Regions from separate parts of the Homo sapiens genome. Here all the other regions are linked to region 2. Evidence: chromatin loops called from intact Hi-C (ENCODE). Cell type or tissue: mammary epithelial cell. All regions are shown on one strand. Each heading gives the region's core, and the rest is flanking DNA. Links, peaks and the distances in the headings are about the cores only. Region 1 overlaps TEAD1 (TEA domain transcription factor 1). Region 2 has its middle 46 kb from the start of PARVA. Region 3 overlaps PARVA (parvin alpha).

Region 1 (8,817 bases), core at 341-8,340, 560 kb after region 2:
AAGTTTACCACCACTCTGTATTCTTAACCATGTCACTGTACTTTTGAAGAAATAAAGACAAAGTTCAAAAGTTAAAAACAGCTGCCTGCAAAGTAGGAGCTCCCCAAGCAAGGCCAGACCTCTGAGGGCCTTCCACATTGGGTAGATGGTTACTCTGGGTTTCCTCTGAGTTCCTATTCCAACCCATGGAAAATTGTCTTCCACAAAATCAGTCTCTGGTGCCAAAAAGGGGACCGCTGCTTTAGAGCCTATCTTTCATCATGCTCTAGTGGCAGCAAAGAGGTGACTGATACTAGAATTCTTAGCAGCTGTTTGAGATTTGGGGCAGATTACCGCAGCTCAGCCTCAGTTTCCAGTCTGTCTTAAGTGGACATAACAGGATCGCTGCCATGCTTACTGTGATGATTACATTTAGTAATATCCCTGAACATACTGAGCACTCCACAAATGCTTCTGAACCTGAATGTCTTACAGTAATGTGAAAGGAAATTGAGCCAGAGCTCTGGACAGGGATCAAGCTTGCGAGAATGTGCTCACTAAGTGCTTTGGACTCTACTGAAATTCTAACAGGAGTCAGAATATTTTTCAATTACTTTTGAGATGGAGTTTTGCTTCGTCGCCCAGGCTGGAGTACAGTGGCACAACCTTGGCTCACTGCAACCTCCACCTCCTGGGTTCAAGCAATTCCCCTGCCTCAGCCTCCCACATAGCTGGGATTACAGGCATGTACCATCATGCCTGGCTAATTTTTGTATTTTTAGTAGAGACAAGGTTTTGTCATGTTGGCCAGGCTGGTCTCAAACTCCTGACCTCAAATGATTTGCCTGCCTCAGCCTCCCAAAGTGCTGGGATTACAGATGTGAACCACCATGCACGGCCTCAATTAGTTTTTAAAATCAATTAAACTTTTCATAAAGGTAGTAAATTAATGTGGTCAAAAAATCTCCAAGCATAAGAGAATGGAAGGGAGATGTCCCTTCCTTCTCATTCCTATCCTACCCTTAAGTAGGTAGCCACTGCTACTATTCTCTTATGAGGCTTTGTAGTGATTTTAGTGCATATACAATCTAATATGAATATGTATTCTCCCACCCCACCCTGCTTTTTAAAGAGAGGATGTGATCTAATTTGTGCTTCAGGAACACGATGGCTGCATCAGGTGAGAGCAGGGGCTGGAGGAAACTATACTGTTGGCCAGCTGGTGGCTGATGAGGACCAAACCAGGGCAGGGGCCATGGCTGAGGAAATGGCAGAGGGGAGAGATGTTATGGAGATAAAATTAAAAAGCCTTGTGGATTAATGAGCTGTGAGAAGAGGAGGATAAATGGTAATGACTGGGTGTTGGAGACCAAGGATGCTGATAAGATTTGAAGAGTCCTGGAACAGAGGAGGAAGCAGGATTGCTAAGAACTGACTTGATGATAATGCTTTTGCCTTTCATTCTCAAAATAAGCTTGTTGAAATACCTATTAGAGACAGGAAAGCTCAGAGAGTTTAAGTAACTTCATCTGGGACCTGGCTAATAGATGGCAGGGTTGACTATTTGAACTTTGTCTGAATTTCACAGTGTATGAGAAAATGACACTTACCCCACTATCTGGGAAAATGGGAAGGGCAGGGATTGTTCTCCATTCACAGATGGACATTTGATTTGGGCTCCAGGACAGGAGAGAGTTCCTGAAGGGTCACCTGGGCTTGGTGATGGCAGCCCCTCAGCCAGAAGGAAGGGAGTTTTGCTGCCTGGTGTTCTGGCCCTTATCTTTATTCCAAGGGGCTGGACCTCCTGGACGTGGATGTGGGAGTTAGCAGTCTTCATAGTCAGAGGGAGCCCAAGGTCTCCCCTCTGGGGGACTGGCAGGCCTGTGGTTGAGCCCGCATGGAAGGTCTGTAAATATATCCTGCAGATAACATGATTCTTTCTCGTAAAGGCAGTTGGTCAAACGTGGGCCCAAGGATGATTTAATTTCACATTTTTATACTTCTTTCAATGGCCTAAATTTACAGATCAACTAAAATTCCGTTGTCAGAACACAGATCCTTTCTTGGTTTGGAAAATGTGACCAGGACAGCTCTAAGGAAATATGACATTAATGAGGCCTGTGGAAGAAAGAAGAGGGGGATGGCTGTGCATGGGGGATTAGGTTGGAGACACAAGATAAAAAGCAAGGTTTCAGCCGGGCGCAGTGGTTCATGCCTGTAAACCCAGCACTTTGGGAGGCCAAGCAAGGCGTGTGGGTCACCTGAGGTCAGGCATTCAAGACCAGCCTGGCCAACATGGTGAATCCCCCGCTTCTACAAAAATACAAAAATTAGCTGGGCATGATGGTGGGTGCCTGTAATCCCAGCTACTCGGGAGGCTGAGGCAGGAGATTTGCTTGAACCTGGGAAGCAGAGGTTGCAGTGAGCTGAGATCGCGCCATTGCTCTCCAGCCTGGGCAACAGAGGAGACTCTGTCTCAAAAAAATAAATAAACAAAAATAAAAAAGAAGCAGCAGCAGTAAGGTTTTAATTCCCGATTGCCAGGAGGGTTCTTGCCTTTATCCTGGGCAGGACAGAGAAGGGCACCGGTGTCTCTGGAGGAGCTTCCTAGTTTTATAGTGGCTGCTGAGGCAGTTGCTCCATCTTGGGGTGGAGAATGGCTGTTTGAACAAATCTGGTTCCTGGTCCTTCAGAAAAGAGGCTCCTTCTCTCCTGTAATTCAGGGCTTGGAAGTGATCTCATGCCAGTAAGCCAGGTCACCAGCATCTGTGCAGCTCTGTGTGGCCTGGGCGGAATTTTCACATTGACTGTTTCATTTGACCTTGTAGACAGGCTAGGGTTCATCACTGCTCAGATGAGGAAGCCAGGGCCCAGAAAGGTTAAGCAACTTGCCTCAAGCCACTCAGCTCAAAAATAGCAGAGCCTAGATATTCTAACCCAGGTGTCATTAATGTTCCCATCTCATGCTTCGGAATAAGTGGTCGGAAAGTACATTTGGCCTTCCAGGTTTGGGGAGGAAGGCTGCAGCTGATCTAACGGTTGGCTCTGCTTAGTCCTTGAATGTCTCTCAGGTTTTTCTCATGTTTTTCCAAGCCTGGTCTTCCAGCAGGACGTAGGAGATGGAGTGTCTCCCGGGGAAGGAGATGATGGCTCAGTGTGGAGCACCCCCATGCCCCTCACAGTCCTGAGCCCTTGCCGAGCCACCTGCGAGCCCCTCCCGGCCCAGGGCACACTCTCTTGTGGCAGCAGACATTGTACTGTGTTTCTAAGATGCTCTGGCCACTTCCCCTGTTTCTTCATTACCCTTTGGGAAGGAGGCCACTGAAAGCGTCTGGAAATCCGGGTTCTATAGACATTTCACAGAGGCCCCAGTCAGGCCCCCTCTGCTTTCTTTGGCAGGTCCGCACCCCACGCACCTTCCTGGTTGCTCACTCAGTCGGTGGGCCTTTCAGCTGCACTTCTGTGGGGAAGACACACTCCTGTCTGAGGAAGCAGCAGCCCCTCTGTAGAGATGGTGCTGGGAGTGGGAGGTGGGAAGGATGCATCTCGGTGTGAGATCCCGGAAGGAGGCATTCACTTGCTCCTTGTTTCCAATGATGTTTCTCTCTGGGAAGAACGAGGGGCATGGGATGAAGTGGCATATCAGGGCCAAGTGGCCAGAACAGGGCTGGTGCCCTGGACAGTGAGCTGAGGAGAGAACCCACTTCAGATTCACTTTCTCCTGGGCAGGAACCGTGAGCACAGGCAAGCTCCTGGGCTGAATGTGCGGGAACCTGTCTTGGCTTGGCTCCGCAGCCATTCCCTGTCCCCCCAGGGGCCACCGCAGGCTGCCCAGCCTGCCCTGGGGGGTAGGTGGACAGACATTCCAGGCAGGACCGTGACAAGAAGTAAATGTAGGTGATTTGTCCTTGTTCTGTTCCAGCTTGTACATTAGCATACCTTGACATGAGTTATTTGTCTTGATTTCTTTAAATTCCTAAGTGGATTATAATTTTTTTCTTGGTATTATTTGACAGCAGTCATTTTTCAAGGTTTCACTACGTTCTTCAAATACTTAGAATTTTTGGAACAAATTTAGGAAAAGACTGCCATCTTCAGGTTGGACGGTGCAGTGCAGGACCCGGTGTGTCTGAGGGCACCTCGCAGATGCTGAGGACTAGCAGATTTGTAGGGCTTTTTCTTCCTTTTCCACAAAGATTGAACTGCCTTCATCAGTTCAATACATCTAGATTCAATACATCTAGAATGTATTGTCAGTCCTTTTAAAAAAAAGAGAAAAAAGCCCCAGTGACCACTGTTGGAAGTTGTACTGTTGTGGTTTGTTTCATCTACAGTGATGGACAACCTCCTAGGCTGTCCCCACTCCACTTTTGGGAACAGACTTTGCATGCCTTAGAGGAAGGTAGGAAGCAGGTATCTGGAGAGGGTACTGTGTGCCTGAGGGAAATGCGGACGCCAGACCCCACAAGGCTTCCCCACACTGCCACTACCCTAGCACCGATGGTAACATCAGAACAGAATCGCCTTAATGAGTCTGAAACTTTCCCTGTCTTCATTTATGCTTTAAGTTTTAGTATGTCCAGGTTTTTGTTATCAGAGGGACCGTATTGATTTCACATTATTTCGTCCAAAGTAAAGAAACATCATGATTCTTCCGGAAAGTAATAACAACAGCAAATTACGTGCTATGTACAGTGTTATGTGTTTTCCTTGCATTATCTCATTTAATATTCTTGACACTCCAGTACAGTAGGTACTATTATTATTCCTGCATTATAGTTCTACTAAGTATACATATTTCCACTATGGCTGTGGAAACTGCAGCAGAGAGAGAGGGCTATAATCACTTGCCCTGGATGACTCAGTTAGGAAGTGGTGCTACTGCTCAGATTCAAACCCAGATCCCATCTGACACCACAGTCCAGGTGTTCATCACTCCTCACTGCAGGCTCCCTAAGCAGCAAAGAACAGCAGGGACCAGGAAACAAAGTGACCCATAGAGCAGCTTTGAAGGAAGACGAAAGTCCTTTATTAACCCCCCCCGGGTATCTCAGAAGCCCTTTGCAAGTGAATGGTTGACTTTCGAGGGTTGCATTCACCTTTATTATTATTTGCAACTGCTATGAAGAATAACTGGAGGGATTATAGCAAAACAAAGAGAAAATGGACATTTCTCCAAGTCAAAATAGAAATCCACATATTAAGATGGCATCAGGTACTGCGTGGCATCCTTGATCCAGGTAGGGTTTTACTGGTGCAACATCTTTTTGGTGAACCCTACCTGCAGACAAGCGTCCCAGCTCCTGTCCAGCTGTCCTGAGCGTTTGAGCTGTAGGAAAGCTTTGCAGTCTGACCCGAGCTCCTTTAAAGCCCAAGGAACTTGTGGCTAACACAGAGTAAACATCCTGAAGTAATGTTTTTTGCTTCCTTTTATGGTTCTTTCCCTTCCTCAGAAAAACTCCATAATCTTTCAAGATAGTTTTTGATTGGTGGTTTATTTAATAAAATAATTGTATAAGCCAGATTGAAGCACGTGGCCCATAGGAAAAGCAGTATTCTGCTCCTTCATGGCTCCTCACCTTCCAGTTCTACTTTTTGGGGACCATTGCTTGCAGCCTTTTCAGCCATTTCTTTGTATTAATATATTTACCTCCACATTTCTAAATAACATGCTTATATTGTATATCTCATTCTATTAATTTTAGGCATCATCTGTTGACTTCTTAACATAGAAGACTACGATTTAGTTCTCTAAATTTAGTATATGCCCCCCTCCGTCTTCCTTTCAGTCCCCCTATGTGCTTTTCTCTAAATTTAGTATATGCCCCCCTCCGTCTTCCTTTCAGTCACCCTATGTGCTTATATCACATTAAAAAAAATTAGCATTCAGTTAATTTTACAAACCCATATAAATTTTGCACACAGCGTGGTTAATGTTATATATTGGAACCATTTCCTTAATTGTAAAACGTTTTTTTCTGGGGTGTATGGTTGTCTTCTTAAAAAATTGTTCAGTTTTACATAGCTACACCAATTCACCCTCAAAGTTTCGAGGAGAACTCATACTCTTCTCCAGATGGTGAGATATAAATCAGGTCCGCTCTCTTGGTGACATCCTTCCAGGAGTCCTCAGCTCCACGGATCCACTCTGGACTGGTTGCTGACCTGGCTGGTTTCTTTACCTTTCTTCTATGTTAGGCCCCATCTCTTTTTAAAACGTATTCCATCCTTTTGTAGGAACATACCCTCCTATAGCTCCCTGGGAACAAGTTGCAAGGAAGGTCAGTTTTCTGATACCTTAAATATCTGAAAGAGTATTCTACTTTCATGTGTAATGGATAATTTGATGTTCATTATGGTTTTTGCCTTGGACTTGTGAAACTTTATTCATGTTTTCTAGGTGATTTCCACATATTTTCTCCTTGCTAATGAACAATATGTTTAATGCTGGAGAATAAGGTCATTCTTATAAAAAGAGCAGGTAAATGCTAATTTAGTTCATGTGATATGTAGAAGTGGTGTTGACTGTCTTTATTATCCCCATCTTCTCTGTAGGAATTTATGAGAACATATATTTATTTGGGAAAGATAGAATTCTAAGTATCGAGGTAATAAGCTTGCTCTGTACAGTCACTCTGTAGGTTCTATGAAGATGAGCACTTTGTTGTTAGCTCATGGATTCCTGGTGTCTAGCACAGTGCCTGGCATGTATGATGGATGATAGGTGTGCTGGTTCATTCTATTAAAATCTGTAAAACAGGCAGAGTGAGTACCTTTTCCATCGTTGACCTTGAGATGTTGATAATCAGTTGTGCCTCTACTGAGTGCCTAGGGGACTCTTTTGGAGAAGTCAAAATTAGCCTCCGTTTTGGATATTGAGGAAATCGAGTCTTGGGCCTTGCATATGTGAGTCATTGACATTCGCCCTTTTTCTGCTCATATCTTGATCCCAAATGCCAGTTTTCTTTCCCAAATGCCAGTTTTCTCTTATGAGTATTTGTTTTGTGCCCCATAGAATAGAATTGCCCTTTTTTTGTTTTATGTGCCACCTTCACTTTTGGGGAAACTACCACTGCTGGAGAAGAAACGAGATTTATTTGGGAAGGAGAGAAGCAAATAAATAATCCACCTTGGCCCACTTCCCTTATAAGGAGAACTGGCAAGACTGGAAATAGAGCCTTCACCAAAGGGTTTTTAGAATTCATTTCATTAAAACTTGAACCCAACATACAGATTTCTTCCTTTCAGCCTTCTGGATTTGGGGACAGAGGGATTCCTGACCTACCCAGGTTGAATGAAGGGGAGAGGGTGGTCTGTTTGTTTCAATGCTGTGGTCTCCAGGGCACCTTCTGTAGTACTTTGTATTCTTAGAAACAGAGTCACCACCTCTTGGCAGCAGTGAAGCCACTCAGATGCCAATGGTCAGAGTTTGGTTTCAAGTCACCAGCCTTGTAGAGACAGTGCCCAGTTTCCTTTGGCAAAGACAGCCTGCCCCTTCTCTATTCATTTCAGCCTTGAACACAGAGGTAAATTCCTCAAAATAGAAACCTTTGTGGACTCTATCTGATGCATTTGTGAATCATGTTTGTCACTAATTCTAATTTAACTTCATAGAAGTTTTAAAACGCTGTTTAGTTTTTTTGCTGTTGTTCCTTTCCCAAATCAACTTTCAAAAAACGTTGGTTTAACGGTGTTAGAAAGGCTTAGACATTTTCTTTTGGGGGACAGTGTGATTAATGTTTGCAGCAAACGCAAGGGCTGTGGTGTTGACAGATCCAAGTTTTATTAACTCCAGGACTATTCCTGGATGTGTGACCTCAGGCAAGTCAGTTCATCTCTAAGCTTCTATTTCCTCATCTGTAAAATGATTTAAATTAAATCCACCTCCAGCAGCGTCATGAGGCAAAGATTACCTGAGATCACATCTATAAACAACACATTGCTCACAGCGCCCAGTGGACACAAGGTCTCTTCCTTCCTTCCTTCAGGCACAGGTGAGAGGCCCACACTCTGAGCAGCTGGTTATGAGTGGGCCATTATCAGGGATTTGAACAGTCACTTGGCTTCACTGCTTGCTCCCAGCTCTTGGCTTGTGTTTCTTTTTTCTTTACTAGGCAGGAGGGATAGCAAAAGCAGGAAAGTTATTTTGCTTCTACCTCAGGATCTAGTGAATGTCACATGATAATAAACTATAACAATGGTCATCTTAGCTATAATTTATTGAACATGAACACTTTTTTTTTTTTTTGAGACGGAGTATCTCTCTGATGCTCAGGCTGGAGTGCAGTGGTGTGATCTTGGCTCACTGCAGCCTCCGTCTCCTGGGTTCAAGCAATTCTCCTGCCTCAGCCTCCCGAGTAGCTGGGATTACAGGTGTGTGCCACCACACCCGGCTAATTTTTGTATTTTTAGTAGAGATGGGGTTTCTCCGTGTTGGCCAGGCTGGTCTCGAACTCCTGACCTCAAGTGATCCACCCTCCTCAGCCTCCCAAGTGCTGGGATTACAGGTGTGAGCCACCAATCCTGGCCCCTATCAAACATTTCTTATATGGCAGGTCCTATGCCAAGCACCTTCTGAGCATTAGCTCCTTTAATATTCACATATGTTGCAAATATTACAGGTATTATATCCCCATTGCACATATGAGAAGTCTTGAGGTTTCAGGTTTGTGTCTGGCTCCAAGGCTTTCGTGCTTTACACTCAGCACCTTGCTTTTCAGCTGTACCTTCATGGTCCCCATTGGTATGTGGTAGATTTTACCCCCATTCACCTTCTTGACCTGTAGATGTCAGGGCCGTGGTTCCCATTTCCAGCAGTGCAGTGCAGGGACATTTTGA
Region 2 (8,000 bases), core at 1-8,000:
CATTTTCTCATCTAAAATGGGGATAATGGTGGTTTTCTCCTTTATAGAACTGATATAAGGATTAAAGAAGAAATTATATTTGATGCTTAAGTTAACACATTGCCTGGCCCAAGGTAAAGCAATAAGTGGTAACTTTTCCAGTAATAGCTTCAGCTTCTTGGATTCAAACAGAACTCATCTGGTGAAGACCTACTATGCATTAGACATTAAAACACTGGGTCTGTAACAATGAGTATGATGCAGTTTCTACCTTGAGAAGTTTATAGTCCATTGAGAGGCACACATAGGTAAAGAGGTAATCCACAATACAGTATGACAAATGCTGTCATAGGAACAAGCATTAGGGTACAACGTGAACAGAACCAAGAGGTTCCTAACTGATCTTGGGGCGAGGGAAGCCATCAAGCAAGGCTTCTGGGAAGGGGTGATCTATAAGATGAGAACCAGAGGAGGAACAAGAGTTAACCAGTAAAGAGGAGATTGTTTTGGCAGAGGGAACAGCACCTGCAAAGGTCAAATGTGGAAAGACATGAAATATCTTCACAAATGAGCTAGTGAAGGGTTTTCAGGTAAGGAGTGGCTTAAAGAAACCTACATTTTCGGAAATCTTCCAGTAGGGGTGTGGCTCATGAATTGGGGGGCCCTAAGAGTTTGTTGGGGGTATTGTCTCTTTAGTTTTATAATGTGATGTCTTCAGCCTTCAGCATTTGAGATATAAAAGGTGAAAAACTGAGCACTGAAATAATGTGCAATAATATAAACAACAGGTTACTTGTTACTTAACAAGTGAAACATTAGGATTTCAATTCTTTAAGAGTCCAGTTACATGAGAGCGATGAAACTAGCAGGTGCAGACCCAGATTTCCTGAGGCCTGGAGTTCATGCAAAGTCATGCATGTAAAATTGTGAGGGCTGCTTCCAGAACCTTGCAAGGACCCATCCAAGTAAGGGGTCCTGAGGTTTCAGTTTCATTAACTGCATGGTTAATTTAGCAACTAGATTTCAGGGAAATGCTAGAGTCAGACTTTACCTCTTCTGTGCTTCAGTTTTCTTGTTGGTAAATTGGGAGTGCTAATAATACTTGTTACTTGTATTTGTGGTGAGGATTAGCTAAAATAATTTATGTAATATCCATAGCCAGTGCCTGGCATGGAGCAGATGATTAATCAATACCTGTTTGTTTTTTTTACTACAATGCACTGGATTTCCTTGCAAAGATGACCCAAATTTGCTCATTAGAAATAGGCTTATTACAAATATAAAGAGTTTCTTGCTGCCTGGACTGAGAGTCACTGTCCATCTCTACAGCTGCTGTGGGACTTTTGGTAGAATGAACTGCCCTTGTTTGGTGCTTGGTCATATTCCCAGTCCAGAAGGCTCTGGTCCTTGTCTTTGACAATCTGCTGATCTCAGTGAGAGCATTAGAAAAGAAGAGGAAAAACCAGAAAAGCCAGGGCGTGCTTCAGTTTGCCGCCAGCAACACAGGCCAAGAGGTGGCATGGTGGGAAGTGGGGAGCTGTGGGCGCCAATAAGCCAATAAGCCCTGTGTTCAAATTCTATTCCACTCCGCTTAGGCTGAATAGTCCTGGGAAAATCACTTAACCTCTCTGGTCCTAGATTTTTTATCTGAAAAGTGAAGATAATAATCCCCATATTATCAGGTCATTTTGAGAATTAGAAGTGTTGATAGGCAAAGTCTCTACCGGAGTATTGCCTAGGTTGTAGGCATTTAGTAAACACTACTCATATCATTTTACAAAATATTACTAAGTATCCACACACATCTTCTTTTAAAGAATTTGTCTAATTTTTACTGCTTGAAATTTAAATGATAGAAACCAAAATTGTAAAGCATCTTCTGAAAATCTTCCTCATCCCCAAATATGAAAAAAAAAAAAAAAAAAAAAGAAAAGAGAGAGCTAGTTTGAGTTATAGCAAAAGAAATCTGGCCAGCTTGTGATGTTTCGGAGGTGTGCCAAGCCAGACAGAAGATGGATTCCATTCATTCCCTTTATATCCTTGGTAATTTAATTCCCCTGTTAAGTTTATGGGCCTTTTTCCCATGATTGTCCTTGTGTGGGTGACAGATGCAGATCAACAAGGGGCTGGAGACTAAAAGAGTCAAGACGGGAGAGTGGCCTCAAAAGCAACCAAATGGAAGTTTTGCAGACCAGCCACCAAAATTAATATACTCTAACTTGTAATAACATTTGTGCAATAATAATATTCCTTGGTGGTTTAATATTCTATTCAGTCCCTTTAAGAGATTGCCCTGTTGCTTAATGAATGACCAACGCTTATTAGGTTAAGTTGTATTTGAGCTGGCCTGTGCTGCTCCGGTTCAAGTGATTTAATGGGAATTATTTAATAGGTATTATTAGGATAATTAGAAAATGATCACAGTTAGGCAATAATATTGAGCTATAAAGGTTGTGAATAACCAAATTTAGAGACAGACCTGAAAACATGAGTAGTCTGCGACAGTTATGCAAGGCTCCTCTGATAATTATGTAGGCAGCCTGAAAGGGGCTTTTGTTCTGGGAGTTATTCATTAGGCGGGCATTGAATTAGAGGAACATGCGGGGGTGCGGGATGGAGGGCAATGATGGCTGATGAGCAAAATGAGGCTTTGATGAGCTCCTCATTGTCGTGACAACAATTCCTGCTTTCTTTTTTTACAGCAGTCAGAAATAAGCTCTCCCGCCCCCGGGAAGGGTTTTTCCCCATTTTGTCAAGGAAAGGGAAACAAAGGAAAACAAAAATCTAATAATCCACCCCAGATGACAAATCATTATGTTTTGCAGGACGTGGAGAGAGAGAGAGAGAGACAGAGAGAGAGAGAGAGGGAGAGACAGACAGAGAGAGAGAGAGACAGAGAGAGGGGTAGAGAGAGAGAGAGAGAGAGACAGAGAGAGAGAGAGAGAGTGTGTGTGTGTGTGTGTGTGTGTGTGTGTGTCTGTATGTGTGTGTCTGTGTGTGTGATGTCTTTGACAGAGGTAAGAGAGTCCCCTCTTGGTCCTAGCTGCCCAGGTGAAGGACCAGGATATGCAGTAACCTGATTCCTGGGGGCCCTACCACCTTCTGGAAAGAGGCCAAGCCCAGCTCTGCAGCCACTTAGACTCTTATTGGTTGAGGCACTGTTACCTACTGGCTTGTTGCTTGTCAATATGATGATCAGTGTTACATACTAGGGGCATGGAATACCCCAGTCTAGCAAGAGACCACCATTCAAATTTAAATGGTCTGGATAACACAATCTGGGCTTTCTTTCAATACCTGGAATCTGATGAAAACTGAGTAACTTCGAAAGAGAAAGGATTTCTCCCCAGGGGAGGTCGATGAGAATAATTATTCCCTTATAGCTTTACCAGCTTTGGGGAAGATTTACCAGCTAGTTGTCTGCATGGAGCTTCTTGCCTTTTTTGGAGCCAGATGGTTTCTTCTTCCCGGAGATTGAGGGGTTTACCAAGAAAAATTAGGATGCACAAAGTGCCAGCAGGTGGCAGCAGGAGCACACATTATGTGAGAAATGCTAGCGAAAGCCTCTCCAGGACCGGGGAGGTAGCTGAGCTTACACTCCATGGTTTTCACTGCTGCTGAGGACCCGAGGAATAAAAATTCCTGGATAATGTACAGTGAGGTGTCCTGGACAGAGCACAGGCATTAGAATCAGACACTCCTGAGTTTGAATCCCAATGTAGTCCTTATACAATTATTTACTTTTCTGCGAAATTTTCTCATCTGTAAAATTGAATGAATAATACCAACCTCACAGAGGTGGTATGAAGAAAAGATGAAGTGAAATAATGTTAGTAAAGCACCCACAAAAGGGCCTGAAATAAAATAGGTATCCAAAAATATTCCTTCTCTTTTCTTTTATGTCCCTATTATTATAAAACACAGCTGGATGGTCAATGACTTCTCAAATTGTATTTATTTGTTTGTTCATCCATTCACATTCATTTGTAACTATACTCCCTACAAGAGATTTAAGCCGGTTTCTCTAAATATTTGTAATACATGAATTTTGCATGCCTGATCCAAACAAGGATCTCAATGAGGACTCATTGTTATCACTCCCACACCCCCGCCACCACCGCCCCCAAAAAACAGTAATGCAATAAAAGCTGTTCAACAAAGATAGCAGACTATGGGTTTTGAGGCATGCCTCTCTGACACTCTGCCACAATTTGGGAATGGGTTTTAGGAAATAGATATTCTTTAGGTTTCCTTCCATAACTATTTGTTCTCAAAAGGTACTTGAAGGCAGTGAGTTAAAGGTTGTACCCTTTCATCCATCATTAGACATGGCTGGTTGCTGTGCATTCATAAGTCAGCAGAGCAGGGGAAGGGTTGAGATCTTCTGTGATTCTAAAGGAGTCTCTCTAAATACAGGTAGCCATGAACACAGAAACACAGATAATATTATTTTGTCACATAATATAATGGGATATTGTCAGAAAAGGACACCAACCTTATAGATAATGGTCAGGAGTAATAAGACTTCAAAGTGGATGATTAAGCATGCAAGGAACTTGGGTTGTTTGCCACAACTATGTAGGTGCAAAAAGTAAACAACAAAAGTCAGTACATCAGAGCAAGAGAGTTTATTATTCACAGCATAGCAAACAGCAGGAACATCAGCTCGGTAGCCCAAGTTGCCCTGTTCCCAAGTCCCATGGTGTGACATGATGAGCCCAGATGGCACCTGTGCGTGCAGTGAGTTGTCCCATAGCTAGGGAGCCCCAGGAAAAGGACTCAGCAGCTTTTATAGCAAGCAGTAAATGAGCCAATTCCCCTTTCCCAGGAAGCAAGTAGTTGTGCAGTAGTCACACAGTAGTATCCTGACCCCCTTCTTGGAATTCTCTACCTGACTAGTTAGAGGAATGGCTAAGGTTCAGAGGATGGTAGGGCCTTGCAGTTTGGCTCACTCAGCAAAGATGTACAGGGACACTCCTAGTCTATGGAAGACTGGCTCACTCAACAAATACCGACAGTCCGCTTGCTGTATATTCACCTCTGTTTCCAGCTTCACTGGCCACTCTGTAGGAAGTCCATGGCCTCATTGCAAGCCAAATATTGAACAAACGTATTAATGAGAGACTAAAGCTGACCCTTGCAAGTTGTTTTTTAAAAATAAGACAGAAGACAGAAATAAAGAAGAAATGGAAAGGGCAGATGCAACCACAGATACAGCAAAGATTCAAAAAGATAAAAGAATATAACAAACACTTAATCCCGTTAGTTTTTAAATCTGGCAATCTAAGGGTGATTTTACAACTACCATATTGAAAAATTAAAGAGGAAAATCTTATGGTCTTTTCAATAGAAGAAGGAAAATCATTTGACACAATTTAACATCCATTTGCTAAAAACTTTTAGCAAAAAAAAAAAGCAATAGAACAGAATAGAACTTTCTTAATTGAAACATATTTTCCAAAACCATGCGGCAAACATCACTGTTAAATAGAAGCATTTCTTTAAAAATCAGTAATAAAATAATGTTGCCTACTCTTAAGTCTTCTATTTAACTTTGTGCAGGAGATCCCAACCAGTGTGGTAAGACAAGGCAGAGAAAGGCAAGAGGTTTGGAAAGAAAGAAAAAAAATTTTGTTGTTTCCAGATGCTAGGATTGTCTATATGACAAAAACCCCAAAATGTACAAGTAAACTATTAAACATAATATGGACCTAAATAACAGTGACTGGATATAAGCTCAAACTAGAAAAATTAATTGCATTTCAATATCTCAGCATGAAACACCTAGAAAATGAAGTAATAAAGATATCACTTACATTAACATCAAAAATATAAGGTACCTAGGAGTAAATCTAGCAAAAAACATGTACTATCTTATGGAGCCAATTTTAATACTTTTCTGAAAGTCATCAAAGGATCCAAACATATTCTTATATATATGAAAAGTTGATATAAGCCATCAGTAGCATTAGAGATCACAGGAAATAAGTGATTCTGAGACAATTGGTTTCCATAGAGGAAAAAATGAAATTGAGTCTTGTTTCGTACCATACAAACAAATCAATTCCATAAAGATTAAGGACTTTAATGTGAAAATTGAAACTTGAGATGTTAAGAAGAATCTTTTTTTGACCTCAAGTTGTTAGTCAATAGATACTATAAAGGAAATGAAAAGACACTCATTTGGAAAATATACAGTCACACTCTGTTATCCACAGAGGATTTGTTCCAGAACCCCTGAAGATACCAAAATTTGAGGATGCTCAAGTCCCTGATATAAAATGGCGTAGTCACTGCGTATAACCTATGCACGTCCTCTTGCATACTTGAAATCATCTCTAGATTACTCATAATACTGAATACAGTGTAAATGTTGTGTAAATAGTTGTTATACCATGTTGTTTAGGGAATAATGACAAGAAAAAGAGTCTGTGTATGTTCAGTACAGACACAACCATCCTTTTTTTATCCAGAATATTTTCTTTTCTTTTTTTTTAATTTTATTATTATTATACTTTAAGTTTTAGGGTACATGTGCGCAACGTGCAGGTTAGTTACATATGTATACATGTGCCATGTTGGTGTGCTGCACCCATTAACTCGTCAATTAGCATTAGGTATATCTCCTAATGCTATCCCTCCCCCCTCCCCCCACCCCCCCACAACAGTCCCCGGTGTGTGATGTTCCCCTTCCTGTGTCCATGTGTTCTCATTGTTCAATTCCCACCTGTGAGTGAGAACATGTGGTGTTTGGTTTTTTTGTCCTTGTGATAGTTTGCTGAGAATGATGGTTTCCAGCTTTATCCATGTCCCTACAAAGGACATGAACTCATCATTTTTTATGGCTGCATAGTATTCCATGGTGTATATGTACATTTTCTTAATCCAGTCTATCATTGATGGACATTTGGGTTGGTTCCAAGTCTTGGCTATTGTGAATAGTGCTGCAGTAAACATACGTGCACATGTGTCTTTATAGCAGCATGACTTATAATCCTTTGGGTATATACCCAGTAATGGGATTGCTGGGTCAAATGGTATTTCTAGTTCTAGATCCCTGAGGAATCACCACACTGTCTTCCACAATGGTTGAACTAGTTTACAGTCCCACCAACAGTGTAAAAGTGTTCCTATTTCTCCACATCCTCTCCAGCACCTGTTTTTTCCTGATTTTTTAATGATTGCCGTTCTAACTGGTGTGAGATGGTATCTCATTGTGGTTTTGATTTGCATTTCTCTGATGGCCAGTGATGATGAGCCTCTTTTCATGTGTTTTTTGGCTGCATAAATGTCTTCTTTTGAGAAGTGTCTCTTCATATCCTTCACCCACTTTTTGATGGGATTGTTTGTTTTTTTCTTGTAAATTTGTTTGAGTTCATTGTAGATTCTGGATATTAGCCCTTTGTCAGATGAGTAGGTTGCAAAAATTTTCTCCCATTCTGTAGGTTGCCTGTTCACTCTGTTGGTAGTTTCTTTTGCTGTGCAGAAGCTCTTGAGTTTAATTAGATCCCATTTGTCAATTTTGGCTTTTGTTGCCATTGCTTTTGGTGTTTTAGTCATGAAGTCATTGCCCATGCCTATGTCCTGAATAGTATTGCCTAGGTTTTCTTCTAGGGTTTTTATGGTTTTAGGTCTAACATGTAAGTCTTTAATCCATCTTGAATTAATTTTTGTATAAGGTGTAAGGAAGGGATCCAGTTTCAGCTTTCTACATATGGCTAGCTAGTTTTCCCAGCACCATTTATTAAATAGGGAATCCTTTCCCCATTTCTTGTTTTTGTCAAGTTTGTCAAAGATCAGATAGTTGTAGATATGCAGCATTATTTCTGAGAGCTCTGTTCTGTTCCATTGGTCTGTGTATCTGTTTTGGTACCAGTACCATGCTGTTTTGGTTACTGTAGCCTTGTAGTATAGTTTGAAGTCAGGTAGCATGATGCCTCCAGCTTTGTTCTTTTGGCTTGGGATTGACTTGACAATGCGGGCTCTTTTTTGGTTCCATATGAACTTTAAAGAAGTTTTTC
Region 3 (8,817 bases), core at 428-8,427, 150 kb after region 2:
GGAGGGAACCAGTTTGCGGTAAAAAAAAAAAAAAAAAAAAAATGCATCAGGAGCTCCTGGGAGGGATCAGTCTGGAAGCAGAGATTTTGGGGAATGTTTTGGTTTGTTTTCTTTTTTTAACGACCCTGTGAGTATAAAGGAGGCAGAGTTTTGAGTGAGCACTCTGACCTTACGTTCCCCTCTGGCTATTTTTCGTGTCACTGGTCATGTTAACCTCAATCACATTGTCAGGGTGGTATCTGCCAGATTTCTTCATTATAAAGTGACTGTTTTTCTCTTTTTAATTAATTTTTTTTAAGTGGGGAGAGATACTTTGAGACCACGTAAATATCCTGTTTCTCCTTAAACTTCTCCCTCTAGTTTTTGCATCCATTTAGAATGCATCTGCCGCAATTCTTATGGTAGTGTTCTAGCAGAGATGGTCTCTTCTCTGTATTCCTTCTGCATTTATTAACTGGAATTCTAAAAGGAAGAGTTGTCATTTCTATTTATTTATATCACTATGGACATATTTATTTTATACTTTGGGTTTAATCCAGTACTACTTTATCGTTCACTTTTTTGCTCATTGGCCTCCAGCTTCGGCCATTGGGAGCTCTTTCAGGTTGCCTCCTGGACACGTTCAACAAGCTGCCCATATTTTTTTTTTTTCTGAGCATTTCCTTTGTTTCTCACATCATAAGATACTCCAAGACCATCTTATATTTTTCTTACTCCAGTCCTGAAATCAATCACTTCTCCAACGAGCCCTGATTTATTTTATTAGAGAATGGAATTTAGATATCAAGATGTGGGTATATTAGTGGATGTTTTTAACTTGTTGTCTGCAGCATAAATAACCAAACATCTGTACCTAGGTACAGTGCCCTTACGTGGTGGTATTAACTAGGCATGACTGTTCCCAGAAATCCAGCTTCTAATCGTACTGGGGGTTGAGCTTCCTTAATACTGAGTTGTTTGGGCAGCGAGCTGGAGGGGTCTGAGTTTGAGATTAGTAAAGTAACTATGAAACACTAGCACTTAGAAGATGATGGAAATGGCATAGGGGCCTCTCGTAGCCCAGGAGCATACACATCTGACATCAAGAAAAGGATACAGGGCCAGGCGTGGTGGCTCACACCTGTAATCCCAGCACTTTGGGAGACTCAGGCAGGTGGATCATCTGAGGTCAGGAGTTCGAGACCAGCCTGACCAACATGGTGAAACTCCATCTCTTCTAAATACAAAAAATTAGCCGGGCATGGTGGTGCATGCTACTTGCGAGGCTAAGACAGGAGAATCACTTGAACCCAGGAGGCAGAGGTTGCAGCAAGCCGAGATCGTGCCATTGCACTCCAGCCTGGGCAGCAAGAACGAAACCCTGTCTCAAAAAAAAAAAAAAAAGAAAAAGAAAAAAAAAGGACATGGAATCCAGGAAGCCATGTTGATTACATTGTGGAGCAAAGACCCAGAACCTAGAGGCAGAAGTGTGTGAGAAGGTGTGGCAGTGTATTAGTCTGTTCTCACACTGCTCATAAAGATATACCCAAGGCTGGGTAATTTAAAAAGGAAAGCTGGCCGGGTGTGGTGGCTCACGCCTGTAATCCCAACACTTTGGGAGGCCGAGGCAGGTGGATCATGAGGTCAGGAGTTCGAGACCAGCCTGACCAACATGGTGAAACCCCCATCTCTACTAAAAATACAAAAATTAGCCAGGCGTGGTGGTGGGCACCTGCAATCCCAGCTACTTGGGAGGCTGAGGCAGGAGAATCGCTTGAACCCAGGAGGCAGAGGTTGCAGTGAGCCAAGATCATACCATTGCACTCCAGCCTGGGTGACAGAGCAAGTCTCCATCTCAAAAAAAAAAAAAAGGAAAGAGGTTTAATTGACTCACGGTTCCACATGGCTGGTGAGGCCTTGCAATCATGGCTGAAGGCGAATGAAGAACAAAGTCATGTCTTACATGGCGGCAGGCAGAAAAGCTTGTGCAGGGGAACTCCCATTTATAAAACCATCAGATATCGTGAGACTTATTCACTACCCCATGATTCAGTTATGTCCACCTGGCCCCACCCTTGACACATGGGGATTATTACAATTCAAGGTGAGATTTGGGCAAGGACACAGCCAAACCATATTAGGCAGGGACTTCTTGGCAGAGAGTTGTATATGTTTCGTTGCTGTGGTGAAAGCCTGAACAGGTGAGCGTCCTTGAGATGCCATGTGACTTTGGCTGGCAAGGACTGGCTGGGTGTTCTCCAATTGTGAGCTCAATGGGGAGCAATAGCATGCCTGGCTCACCTCTGTGTGGCCACATGCCCCTTGCTCACAGCAGTGTCTGCCTTCCTTGCAGGAAAATCACCCTTCTCACAGGCCCCAGGCATTTCTGGTAGATTCTATCAGAACAGCCTCTCCCTAGTCCTTTCTTAGCTGCCCAACCCAGCTGCCCCATTGCTGCCTGTATTCCCTGGGTCTTCCCACTTGCCCTGGCAGCAGATCTTAGTTTAGGTTTTCCCAAAAGCAGACGCCAAGACAAGGATGTGGGTGGAGGAAGCTTATATAGAAGGTGACCTTAAAACGTACAAATAACTGAGTAGGGCACGTAAGAGGGGAAGAGAGAAATGCCAAACACGAGTATGTTAATCAGAACAGCAGCTCTGTTTCAACCAGGGCTCATAGCTGGGCCCTCTGAGAAACCACGTAACAACACATCTCAGAATCACCCTTCCCAGTGCAAGGTAGCAAGGGCATTTATCCTATGGCTCCTTTCCCCCTGTGGTTGAGGGTGACCTGTGCAGGAAATAAAAACTTCCAGGCTGTGCTCCTGTGGTGACAGAGGAGAGAGCCTTGGGGCCAGAGATGGCCATCAGTGTGCTAGGAGCTGTCTGTAGCTGCAGATGAATGCAGGTGGGCCAAGGAGCTGGGGGAAGGGGCATCGCTGTCATCCAGAGAGACCACAGAGACAGCAACCCCGCTGTGGGGACACTGGCCACTTCTCTGCGCTGTTGATGTTGCTGCCAATAAAATATTAGCTGCCAGCAACGCTGGCCTGCCTCTTCATGACATACACTTCATCCTCTCATGGGAGCAGCCCTAGCCCTTTCCAAACCTCAGAGCAGAGGTTTCCGAACCCCAGAATGAGGAGGAAGTTCCTTCCTACCCCAGCCAAAAAGTCACCTCATTTCTTGTCCAGGATTACCCCCTTCCAGGGTGATTGATGGAAGAAAGAGCCTTAGGTCTCCCAGAATATACTCTTACTCCATGGCATCAATAAGAAGTCACAGAATCATCCAAAGTTGGGACACATTTCCAAATACCTCAGTTATACAGGTATGTCCATGGTCACCTGGTTATATTTACATTCACAACACCTAGGCAGTAGGCATGACTGAGTGAGAGATGGGATAAGCGATTCCAGGAAGATGCCTATACAACATAATTCATCACTTCATTTGAACATGGCCCACTGCCTGCTTCTTATTGAGGTTTCCTGGCTTGGGATGTCTATGTGAATTTCCTTGTGGTATGTTTCATTTGACTGATCCTTATGTTTGAACATGTACATGTGCTGGGAACAGAAAAGGCCTATTTTCAGAGATGAGAGTCATAAGCTTCCAGGGCTCTTCTTTCTGGTTTTCACAGTAACATGTGACTGAAACAGGATATCATTCTTCAGGCTTGAGACCAAAAGTTTCCCTGTGGCAGTAAAGTTCTGCAGGAGGGTGGTTTTGTTTTGGTGTGTGTGTGTGTGTGTGTGTGTGTGTGTGTGTGTGTGTGTGTGGTTTTCTTTTTCCCTGATAGACCCTAAAGAGTGCATTTTACACTGATCTTAATCAGTCAGATAATAATATCCACTAGGCAAAAACCATTTGGTGTGCTATATGCTAACTGCTGAGTTCAGGAATATAAAAGTAAATGTGTCATATGCTGTCTTGTGGAAACTCACAGCCTGGTAGTATACAGGTCTGTAAGAGATCAAGTAGGAGTTTGGGAAAGGTTTCAGGAAAGAGGGGGTATTTTGGTGTTTGATTTTTGTTGACTTTTTTTTTTTTTTTTTTTTTTGAGATAGGGCCTCACTCTATTGCCTAGGCTGGAGTGCAGTGGCACAATCATAGCTCACTGCAGCCTTGACCTCCCTGGGCTCAGGAGATCTTCCCATCTCAGCCTCCCAGGTAGCTGGGATCACAGGTGTGTGCCACCACACCCAACTAATTTTTGTGTGTTTTGTAGAGATGGAATTTCACCATGTTGCCCAAGCTGGTCTTAAACTACTGGGCTCAAATGATTCACCCACCTTGGCCTCCCAAAGTGGTGGGATTAAAGGCGTGAGCCACCTCACCCAGCCAGAGGGGGCATTTTGAATGGGGCCTTACAGAAAAAGATTCTCAACCATATGAGGAAGGAGAAAGGGCACTTTAGCCAAGACAACAAAAGAGTTTCCAGGAAGCCTCTGTTAATTTTGGTGCTAATGGAGGGAAAATGCTGTAGAGTCCAGGAGCCAGTGGGTAGATGACCATCAGGGTTGGGTGACTGGGATATGAGGCTAACAAAGAAAATGAGACCCAGCTCCCAGGTCGTGGTTTTTAGCACCATTTCCAACAGGAGAAACCAGGACTTCTTGGAGAAATGGCTAATTTTAGACCTGGGGCAGGGAATGTAGATGAGCCTAGAGCATCTTGCAGTACCAAAAAGAAGTGCTAAGAAAAAATATATATACAGGGCCACACATTGAAAATGTCCAAAACCAACCTGAGGGAGCTCCCAGTGGCCAAAGCTGGAATTATTTGGGGGAAAAATTAATAATAGCAGTATTGGATTATAACCCAAAGTCTAAATACCCTTAAATTGATACTGATATAAATAACTGAACAAATAAGCAAATGGGAACAAAAAGACAACTCTGCCTTATAGAATTTCAAATACTTTGTGTAGATATAACCCCTTCAAAAAAGGTGGCAATTAATTCCACAATCCTTGAGTGGCTGAATTTAGTGACAGGCTTCCCATGGTTAGAGTGTGGAAGTGGGGACAGGGTAGGGGGAGGGTGTAATGAAAGGGTACTTCACTTCTGTGGTCTTCCTCCCCAGCCTACCCATGAGAAAAATATAGGAAAAATCAAGCAGTCCTGACCATCACTTCTCAAAACTGTCAAGGTCATGGTAAAAACAATGCAAGTGTGAAAAACCATCACAGAACAGAGGACGCTAAGGAGACATGAAGAAAAGAAGTGGTATCCTAGACCGTTTCCTGAAACAGAAAAAGGGCATTAGAAAAAACCTAGTGAATCCAGATAAGATATAGAGTTAACAGTCATGTACTAATGCCATACATAAATAGCTGTGACATATGTACGATAGTAATGTGAGCTGTTAACAATAGGAGGGGAAACTGAGTTCGGAGTGCATAGGAATTGTCTGTACTGTTTGTAACTTTTCTATAAATCTAAAAACCATTCTAAAATGAAAAGTCTATTTAAAATAAAGGGCTGGGCGCCGTGGCTCACACCTGTAATCTCAGCACTTTGGGAGGCCGAGGTGGGTGGATCACCTGAGGTCGGGAGTTCGAGACCAGCCTGACCAACATGGAGAAACTTTGTTTCTACTAAAAATACAAAATTAGCCAGGCATGGTGGCACATACCTGTAATCCCAGCTACTTGGGAGGCTGAGGCAGGAGAATCGCTTGAACTCGGCAGGCGGAGGTTGCAGTGAGCCGAGATCACATCACTGTACTCCAGCGTGCACAACAAGAGCGAAACTCTGTCTCAAAAATAAAAATAAAAATAAAATAAAATAAAGCTGGGTGCGGTGGCTCATGCCTGTAATCCCAGCACTTTAGGAGGCCGAGGCAGGCAGATCACTTGAGGCCAGGAATTCAAGACCAGCCTGACCAACATGATAAAACCTCATTTCTACTAAAAATACAAAAATTAGTGGGGCATGGTGGTGGGCGCCTGTAATCCCAGCTTCTCAGGAGACTGAGGCAGGAGGATCACTTGAGCCCAGGAGGCAGAGGTTGCAGTGAGCTGAGATCGTACCACTGCACTCCAGCCTGGAAGACAAAGTGAGACTCTGTCTCAAAACAATAAATAAAATAAAGGAAGAAGATGAAGCTCACATTAGAGGACCATGAACTAAGAGTTTTAGACTGTATTGTTTTGGTAGCGGCAACTAGTGGTGCCTTATGAGCAAAACAACACAGTCAGAAATGGGGCTTTAGGAAATAACATAGGAGCAGTATGGGAGATGCTCAGAGAGAGTGGAAGGAACTCCAGCAGAGCATCTCCTCATGAGAAAAGGATAGTGTCAAATAGAGGAGTGTCAGTTTGGATGGGGAAAAGCTTGAAGAGGACCTAGAGATGTAGGGAGAGTAGCTAGAGTAAACCAGGCTGATTCTATGTGGTGGATGTTGAACAGGTATGACTCCATGAACCCCAGGAGGAGATGCATCTTGAAGAGTTTGATCTTGTTTACTTTGAGAGTCACTTTTCTATGCCCTAAAATGCTGGGCTGAAGTGGCAGCTATGCTAAAATTGAAGCAGGAATGAAGAAACAGGAGATCTCAGTTCCAATCTTGGTTTCACCACTAAAACATACCTCTGTTACTCCGATCACTCTCCTGTAAAGTCAGGAAGGTGGCTTTAAAAACCTCTATGGCTGAGCTATTCAATTCAGCAACCAATAGCCATATGCAGCTGTTAAAAGCAATTAAAATGGAACATTCATTTTCTCAGTTACACCAGCTAGATATCAAGTGCTCAATAGCCAAATGTAGCTAGTAGCTACCACGTTGGACAATTAAAAAAATGAACATTGCCATCATACCAGATAGTTCTGCTGAATAGCCCTGCTTGAAGATCCTCCTCCTATAATCTGATTTTAGGATTGTTGATATATGCTGCTATTCTTAAACTGAAAGAGTTATTTTCTCATCTCAAACTCAAAAGTTAGATGAAAGTTTTTTATTATTATTCTTTATAAATAATAGAGAAGCTCTCTAAAATGTCTTACTACATAGAAAAAGGCATGGTAGAGAACGACTGTGTGTGTGTGTGTCAAGGGACACATACAATGTTTGTATGCATAGAATATTTCTCGTAATAGTCATAATAAACTGTCTCTATGAATGGGACTAGGGAACTTGGGACTGCCATGGAAAGGAGACAGTTTTCACAGCTTGAATTTTCTCTGTTTGTATATTATCAGTCTTATTGAAATTGGTTGAGTGCATATGTAAATTTCAGGAGCAAAACTGAATTAACCCATCAGTAGATATCAAATAACATTTGATACATATTTGAACAGTCATTTCAAGTAAAATAGAAAGAGGAAACTACTTAAATATGATAAAGACCACTAAATAAAACCTAACTGAACATATTAAATAGTGAAATATCAGAGATGTGGTATTAGGGACAAATGAGAAATAATGGCTGTTACAACTATTATAAGTGTTTCAGAGGTCCTAATTAATATGATAAGAAAATAGATTTTCATTTTTAGCATTATGGCTGATGACTAGATGTTCAGATAAATCTTATTGGTACCTCATGCTTTAAAAATCTGGATAAGCCTTCAAGAACATATTTTTGTATGGGATGGCTAAACTGGTGTGAAAAGGAAGGAAATTCTTCTGATTCCAAGAACAAGAAGGAAGTATAAATCTAGTGGGATAAGTGCTAATTCCTAATAACCTATCATTCCTAATGGCCTATAGCCTGAAGTTTAAAGGGTCACACATACAGGGTCAGGAGACAAATCTTGGGTAGAGTCTGAGCAAGAAAGAGGGTTGGATTCGAGCCCCCTGAATAGAGCCATGGTCTTGAAAGGGCAACTCTTTCAATGAGTACAAAATTTGTCCCACAGAAAGAGGCAATAAGGATAAATTATCTTAGCCTTGGATGTGAACAGAACAATTAAAAAGAAGTCTGCTTCAGATAACTCCTCATCAAAAGTCTATACTCACACAGATTTAAGGCTAGGATTCACAGTACTTATGTGACTTTAAAAAATCTAAATTGAAATTTTAGTTACAAGTTGTCCCAGGTCACTAGTGCCCCAAGACAGAAGCAAACATATGTCCTTCTTTTAAAGAGGAAGGAACTCTAAACTCAGACCACAAAGAACTCCCAGAGTTAAAATTCCAAGGAATATGACCTCAAAATTAGAAATCACCAAAGACATGAGCGTAAGCCACCATGAGCACTGTCAACAGAAACAATAATCTGTAGATTCATCCCACAAATACTATAAATATTAGAAACTGTTGAGCTATAGACTGGGTATGGTGGCTCATACCTGTAGCCCCAGCACTTTGGGAAGCCAAGGTGGGAGGATTGCTTGAGCCCAGGAGTTCGAGACTAGCATGGGCAATATGGTGAGACCCCACCTCTATTTAAAAAAAAAAAAGAAAAAGAAAAAAAGTGTTCAGTTATAGAATATAAAATGAGTATGTTTAATATGTCAAAATAAATGTTTTTAAAGACTTAAAAATGATAAAAGAACAAGAAACTATTAAGACTGGAAGGTAGATATGAAAAACAACCAAATAGAACTTCTAGAAATGAAAAAGTGTGAATAATAATGAAACTAGAAACCTCAATGGATTAGACACAGCTAAAGAAGGAATTAATGAACCAGAAGACAGCACTAGAGAAATTACCCAGAATCCAGTATAGAAAGACAACAGAATAGAAAACGAGAAAGAGAATTTGAAAACATAGAGGTTAGTCTAAGTAGATGCAACATACATAGCTAACTGGAATTCTAGAAGAAAAGAAAATGGAGTATAGTAAATATTTAAAGAAAACATAATGAATGAGAATTTTCTAGAATTGATG

The links. Peaks named below come from ENCODE experiments on the same cell type or tissue, not always from the same donor. Only the 100,000 strongest peaks of a DNase experiment are listed, where the experiment ranks them.
Region 1: it touches region 2 in a loop (9-fold over the local background); 102 of 110 quality-filtered maps call a loop at or near these places.
Region 3: a loop joins it to region 2, with 5 times the contacts of the local background. A loop is called at or near these places in 24 of 110 quality-filtered maps.

What each region holds. Positions count from the first base shown.
Region 1 is chr11:12,890,186-12,899,002 of GRCh38, forward strand. All of the region lies in intron 9 of TEAD1 (TEA domain transcription factor 1), which reads left to right. Among named protein-coding and RNA genes, the nearest start is that of TEAD1-AS1, 28 kb to the right of the region's middle. In mammary epithelial cell, for the core only: a CTCF peak has its summit at 4,085 (motif pointing left); no DNase peak of the experiment used is centred there.
Region 2 is chr11:12,327,977-12,335,976 of GRCh38, forward strand. It overlaps a transcript of MICAL2 not described here. Among named protein-coding and RNA genes, the nearest start is that of PARVA, 46 kb to the right of the region's middle. RefSeq lists an enhancer at 2,494-2,995. In mammary epithelial cell, for the core only: a CTCF peak has its summit at 3,501 (motif pointing right); DNase peaks (open chromatin) are centred at 2,685 and 3,505.
Region 3 is chr11:12,480,790-12,489,606 of GRCh38, forward strand. All of the region lies in intron 4 of PARVA (parvin alpha), which reads left to right. Among named protein-coding and RNA genes, the nearest start is that of PARVA, 110 kb to the left of the region's middle. In mammary epithelial cell, for the core only: a CTCF peak has its summit at 4,733; no DNase peak of the experiment used is centred there.